Linked DNA regions of Mus musculus: region 2 is linked to region 1. A link is a contact called in ENCODE Hi-C or POLR2A ChIA-PET data. All regions are on one chromosome and are shown on one strand. Each heading gives the region's core, a stretch centred on a gene start or an enhancer-like site at or near the end of the contact. The rest is flanking DNA. Distances are from core to core; before and after follow the strand shown.

The links. Hi-C counts contacts between places; a loop is a spot of excess contacts on that map. ChIA-PET counts read pairs that join two places held with the same protein, here RNA polymerase II (POLR2A).
Region 2: a map of heart shows a loop between it and region 1 (2.3-fold over the local background). The contact joins the promoter of Jph1 here to the promoter of Eloc in region 1. A Hi-C loop is called at or near these places in 1 of 37 maps with a recorded cell type or tissue (heart). POLR2A ChIA-PET finds 5 or more read pairs at or near these places in 3 of 5 experiments (all embryonic stem cell).

What each region holds. Positions count from the first base shown.
Region 1 is chr1:16,655,514-16,658,753 of GRCm38, reverse strand. Eloc (elongin C) reads left to right here and starts at 1,889. Exons shown (of 4, transcript NM_026456.4): 1 at 1,889-1,932. It overlaps D030040B21Rik (RIKEN cDNA D030040B21 gene), which reads right to left and starts at 1,202. Exons shown (of 4, transcript NR_037998.1): 1 at 1-1,202.
Region 2 is chr1:17,095,594-17,099,274 of GRCm38, reverse strand. Jph1 (junctophilin 1) reads left to right here and starts at 1,386. Exons shown (of 5, transcript NM_020604.2): 1 at 1,386-2,049. The coding sequence starts at 1,671. Gm46085 (a long non-coding RNA gene) reads right to left here and starts at 1,442. Exons shown (of 3, transcript XR_001778833.2): 1 at 1,024-1,442; 2 at 450-594; 3 at 1-150. Gm31982 (a long non-coding RNA gene) reads left to right here. Exons shown (of 4, transcript XR_865203.2): 4 at 490-702.

The sequences.
Region 1 (3,240 bases), core at 640-3,139:
GGGACTGGGGAGATGTCTCGGCAGTTAAATGCTCACTGGCTTTTCTTCCATAGGTACTGAGTTCAACTCCTAGCAACCACATGGTGGCTCACAACCATCTATAATGGGATCTGGTGCTCTCTTCTGGCATGCAGATAGAGCACTCATACATAAAAACACAAATAATAAATAAATACATAAATCTTAAAAACAAATAAAATTATGCCGGGCGTGGTGGCGCACGCCTTTAATCCCAGCACTTGGGAGGCAGAGGCAGAAGGATTTCTGAGTTCAAGGCCAGCCTGGTCTACAGAGTGAGTTCCAGGATAGCCAGGGCTATACAGAGAAACCCTGCCTCAAAAAAACAAAAACAAAAACAAAACAAAACAAAAAACAGAAACAAAAAAAAAAGAAAAGAAAAAGAAAAAAAAACAAATAAAATTTAAAAAGCAAACAAATAAATCTTAAAACAAACCAACGGAATCCTGAGCCAGCCGCATGAACCTATCCTTGGTTCTTTAGTCAAGATATACGATGGAAGTCGGGCCCACCCTTACTGCCTAAAGGGAGACTCAGGTCTCACTTAGTTTTTTCATATTTTTTTCTTTAGTTTTATCTTCTGCTACCAAATGCCTCTTTTACTATGAAACTACTTTGAATTATGGATACAACCAAAACACTTTCATTATTTCTCCAAAGCCTTTGAAAATTAATTCAAGGCCGCAGCTATATTTTTGCTTTCAATTCCATAAAAGCATACATAGCTGCCAAATCAAATAAAGCAAAAACACAAACACAAACAAACAGACAAACACTTTCAGAGCAACCCATGGTAGGCAACACCTGTCGTTTCAACACTTTGAGGCTGAAACAGAATTATAAATTGGAGTTGGAGGGCAGCCAAGGATTACATAGGGAAATTACTGTGCCTGATGGCTAAGGAAGGAGATAGAATTGTCCCCAAATACATAGCTAGTCTGGGACTCGTAGTTCCAGGGTAACACTGAAATACCCTGTCTCAAAAATTCAAAAACAAAACCCTTTGAGAAGTTTCAGAAATTCCAAATAGCACATACATACTATACTTCCTTTTGTGGGATACTATTACACAGCTGCGACTGATTAACTGAGTATCTTGAATCTAGGTTTTCAAGCCCACTCCATGAAAACAGCAGAGAGGAAACTTAACTGAGCTGCTTTTCAGCTTTCTAGGAAAGGTGCCTAGGTAACCACGGAAAAGCCAATGAAAAGGTTTGGTTGAGGGGGGCGTGGAACTGGGGAGGTGAGGAGCAGAAATAATGGGCCCTGATTTAAGTAATGGTGATAGGCAGCGAGAACTGGACGGGTGGGCGTGGCATATTTCAGTAAACACTGACCTATATCGGGAAGAGAGGAAATGAGGCAAACACATTGGGAGCTTGTTAAGATGCCCGTTGATGTGTATTACTTTAAACAAAGAGGTTGAGACAAGCTTTAAAGACATCAAAAATTTCAGCGCTACACAGAAAACCACAAGTCCCAAGATGCAGTGTCACTTCGGACCAAACACTAGCCGAAACCTTGTAAGAAACTACATATCCCAGAATGCACTGCTGCCTCGCCGGCTCAGCTTTTCTCGGCAGAAATTGGATCCGGATGGCGCTGCATTCTGGGAACCAAGAAGTCCTAGCATCTCATTGGTTGGGATTTGGTAGCGATGTCTCTTAAATGGGCCTGTTTTACTGCCCACAACGCACTTCCTCCAGACGCAAGTTACCGGCAGATCGCGTCTCGGCCTTGCCAGGTACCAGTCTCCCGCGCGTTACAGAAAGCGGCTGTGACGCGACGGAAGTAATTCCTTTCTGTGCCCCGGAACCCACAGGGGTAGGCCGCTGGGGGTGGGAGGGGGGCGGCCCTGAATAGGGGCTGTGGCGGTACGTGGGGTTACGGCTGCGGTAGCTGCGGGACTGGCTAGTGAGTGTCGGGCTATGGTGGGAATCGGGATCTGATTTCGCTAGGAGAGTTAGTGCGGCTGGGACTGGATGCTTTAGTTATCCCTCTGCTCACCCCTTCCCGTCTGGGCGGGGAAGGAACGGAAGCTCTGAGTCTCTCCGGCCTCCCCAGCTCCTGGCTTGGGGGAGGGGAGAGGAGTTTGGCGGGACCTTAACTAGCTCAGCTCGGTGGGTCTGGAAAGGGGAGAGGACAGGAGGTGCGGGCTGGCTGGGCCTCCTCCAGGCTGAGCGCGGGGAGGGTGGAGTTAAGAGCATGGCAGCCGGATCGCTTTTCCGTTTTGCCTACCTCATGTGCGCTTGTATTTGTTTTACTGTTAAAATCAGTCGCTAGACCCAGGAGAGAGCCCTCGCCGCTTTAAGCTATAGGACCCTGAAAGAAAGTTTACCTTCTGGACAACTTGGGTAATTTCTGCCTGGCTGGGTACATTGGCTCATTTGTGCATCTATCTACCTCTCATTTTTGCCTGAAAGGAGTTATCTAGTGCCAGGTACAGTGCCCATTTATTTAGTTTCCCTTAAGGAACTCTTCAGTTTTGTGAGCATGAAAGTTTTGTCATTTAGTGCAAGCATGCCTACTCTGCACTTTCTAGTGTAGAAAGCAATTGAAATAGTTTTACAACTTGGTCCATACTACCAGATCTGCTTCTTAGTCCCAAATTGAATTTTATTTTCTGTTAAGTGGTCTAAGATGGTAAATACTTGATCTCGTTTATATTATGTGTTATTAAGCCGTCGAAGTTCACAAGTGGATTTAATCTTCAGTGATGAGTAAACTGTTGTGGTTTTATATCATGGATGTTTGTTAATTTATAGTAATTTGGGGTTTCTATATTTCTATTTATCAATTTTTTGAGTACTCTTGGATGACATGGAAGTTGTACTCAGTAACTCGTCTGGTCTAAATGTGTGGCCCACCAGGCCTATCTCCCAGTTGTTAGTTTTAAAGGTGTAGCCGCCATGCTGGCTCTTATCTTTTCAACTTGCTTGGATTAACCTTGGACCTCAACTACACTGAGTCCGCACTCTTGTGTGCCACTACTCCATATCTTCATCCCCCTATTTAATTTATAAATGGCTTCTCATCCTTCATATGATATTTCTCTAATTACCAGACTGGGTCGGTAATTTGATGTAGCATGTTTGCCTAATGTCCAGAGACCCTGGGCTGGTTCTCCAGCATCACACACACACACACAAGAAATGTTGGTTTATTACCTCATAATGCTATTTTTTAAAAAAATCCATTTCTTTTTTGAGACTTGTAGCCCTT
Region 2 (3,681 bases), core at 137-2,636, 440 kb before region 1:
GGTTTTTATCTGATTATCAGCCACCTAGTGAGAGGCCCAAGTGCTCACCTGTTTTGTCCTCTCAGCCTGGGGAACAGCAGGAATGCACAATCTGAGAGTCCTTCTGAGACCCTGGCTTGTGACCTGGGGAAAAGACTTCCTCCACTGGCACTGTGAAGGCAAGGAGAGATCAATGCCACTCCTAAAAGAGGCTGTAGTATGTGATTCAACTATCCTGTTAGCAATTCTTGACTTTACGGGTACTACCATCGAAATACACCAAGTCTTTCCCCAACACAGAAAGGGGAGGGTATTTCCATTGAGAAAATGGAGATAAAGTTTAGAGGAGGTATCTGAAGTGAGTTCAACAAGGCAGTGAGTGCTGCTGCAGGAGAGTGCATCAGCTGACACCTGTCCTGTGTTTAGAAGTTCATGGCTTCTTTGTTACATTAGCAGAGTGCTTTACTTACCATATTTCTCCTTGAAAACTGTGTTTTCTTTTCTAAACAGTGGGCGACAGTGGAGAGGTCCCAGGTGTGCATTCCAGGCACTCAAGCAATACATACAGACTAAGCCTGTTTGGGTGCACAGCTCCAGGATGTAGCATTTCTAAAGCTGAGAACAGATGAGGGAACAGGCTGGAATGTAAAAGACAATGCCCTGTGTTCCTGCAATGCCAGCTACAAAGCCCATCACTTCTACAAATAAAACCCAAACAACTCATGCCCATGCTCTTTCAAACTGCATTGCCTCTCTTGGAATCTTCATGAAAAGAAATGCAAACACATGTGCCCTGAAATGGGTAGGTGTAAAAGAACATTCTGCACAATTATATCTAGGCTGCCACAGATTTATCACATGCAGACATATATTTGGAGCATATTAATTCATGATGACAGCTGCGCATGACAAATCCAACAGAGCTCAAGTTGGAATGCTGGGGGAAAAAATGCAACTACAAACCCTATGCAGACACACACCACCACCACCACCACCACCACCACCACCACCACCACCACCACCACCACCACCACCACCACCCACCTACACAAGAGTTGTCACTCTATCACACAGGTGGCCTCACTTGTAGAAGACTAAACACAATTGAAAAGCTGGAGGTTCCAGCAGCAAAGAGCAGGTCCCCAGCACAGGCAGCCGCACCTTTATCCGCAGGCTTGACCGTCTCACGTCTCAGAGTACACTGGCCCTCCCAGTCACAGCCCACTCCGCAGACACACACGTGCCCAGAGCTCGCGCGCCAAGCAGCCGGAGGAGAAGCTCGGCTCCGCGGGCTGGGGGCAGGGCCCGGCGGGCGGGCGTGCGGGCGGGCGTGTCATGGGGCCGGGCCTCCGCGCCCAGGGAGGGGACTAGGGGCGGGCGCGGGGCGGTGCCCGGCTCACGTGGGCGGGTGGGAGCAGCTGAAAGTCCGCTCTGGAGACTGGGCTGTCCTCTCGCGCGCGGCGCTGGCCGGGGCGGCGGCGAAGGAGGAGGGAGAGAGGCGGCGGTGGCGACGGCGAAAGAGGAGGGGAAGACGGGGGCGGCGTCGGACTGGAGCCGATCGGCGGTGCGAGCTGCCCGGGGCGCAGTCGTGAGCTCGCCCGACGGGCCCCTACCCCGGAGCTACACCCTGCGGTGCCCAGCTCTGCCCACGTTTGTGCCCCCACGAGGAGCGCGCCGGGGCTGCCCCCCGAATGACGGGCGGAAGGTTCGACTTCGACGATGGCGGCACCTACTGCGGCGGCTGGGAGGAGGGCAAGGCGCACGGGCATGGCATCTGCACGGGGCCCAAGGGCCAGGGCGAGTACTCTGGCTCCTGGTCGCACGGCTTCGAGGTGGTTGGAGTCTACACCTGGCCCAGCGGCAACACCTACCAGGGCTACTGGGCGCAGGGCAAGCGGCACGGGCTGGGGGTGGAGACGAAGGGCAAGTGGATGTACCGGGGGGAGTGGTCACATGGTTTCAAGGGGCGCTACGGGGTCCGGCAGAGCTTGTGCACCCCCGCCCGCTACGAGGGGACCTGGAGTAACGGGCTGCAGGACGGGTACGGCGTGGAGACCTACGGGGATGGAGGTGAGCGGCATCTCGGGAGTCTCCGAGGGCTGACGCGGTGGGCTCTTCCCTGGCTTCGGGGACGTGGGGAGGACGCGAGACGCACGTGTCCGGAAACCCGCCAAAACATCTGGGGAGTCTACCCTCCCTCTCGCCCTCCTCCCCATTTCGAGGGAGACCACTTGGTCTCGCGGCTGGGTCGCAAGTGTCTGCGGCTCCCCGGGCGGGTAGGCTGTCCATACCCCGGGAGTTAGGCGTGCAGGTACCTGGCCGGGGCCCAGAGCCGCGCTGCCCCGGGAGGGCTGGGCAGGAGAGAGGACACTGTCACTTGAGCCTGTCACATTACATTCCTGATCCCTCCCTCTCCAGGCCGGGTTTGAAATCGCCACTCCGGAGGAGTTAGAGGGACGTCTTGAGCTGTGTGGCTGCCGGTCGGTGCTGACCGCCGCGCGGTTTGGTTTCACGTAGAGTCTCGTATTTCGCTTCTGGCCCTCCAGTTAGCCTAAAGATAGAAGCCAGAACCCCATAAGTAGGATGTTGGGGAATTGGACCTTATTGAGGGTGTATTTTCTAGAGTCCTAGTTACAGGCAGCAGAGCAACTGCCCAAAGCAAGCGGCATTCCTAATTTTCTCCCTAACTTTCACTTGGCTCCTTAAAGTACTTTTGAATCAGAAGAACTGTAATCTTTGCTGACCTGGAGATCTTGAGAAAATGCTTTAGGAAAAATGGACGGAGTTTCCATTAAATATTTAAAAAGGTTAAAGAGTATGCTATATCCTGGATATACATTAGGGGTGTGGCCTAAAAAGTAAGCCTGGTTGTGATTTAACAATGTTTGCCTTATAATTTCTGTATGTTATAGGAACGGGTTCATTTTTTTTTTTTTCCGCTAAGAAAGCATACATTAGTGAAACAGGGGTCAAAAGTTGATTAATTTTTTTAAAGACAAAGCTGGGAGAGATGAATAGGGCTATGTTTGGGCAAAGACTATTTTCTGATAATAAACATAGTCATATTTAATTGAAAAGGATTATAGGATGTCACCTTTTGAAATTAAGCTGCTTCAGAGTTGGAGGATATTAAAGGGATCCAATTAAAAGTTTCTCCAGCCCACTGAAATTCCGTTATGCTATTGCTTATATAAAAGCTTATACAATTTGTACACTTCACTTGCTCAGAACACTTGGGCTGTGTTTCAAATGCAAAACAGCAGAATGGTAGGATTTGCTTTTTTTTTTTTTAATACCATTTGGCCCTGCAGTATAAATAAGGATATGGTTCTCATGGATTGGGGGGGGGGGGTGGGAGGGGGGAGATCTTAGTACTTTTCTTTGGGCTGAGCCCTGAGTGCCTTGATAGTTTAACAGGGCCATTTACTCTTCAGAACCACAATATGCCTTGGTTGACAGCCTTACAAATATTGTTTCTGGATTTTATTGGAAGCCTTAGCTCTGATATAACAAAATACTGTGTTCAACCGTAAAAATTTAGTTGTTTTTTTTTTAATATGATCATTTTAAAGCCCTTATTTTAAAGATTATAAGATAGACTTATTTTATTGTAGTTTAATTACAATATAGACTTTCTTTAAAAGTTAAAACTCATTAAATGAAACTTGGTGACTTTAGGGTATTTGTTATGCTTAGTAATCA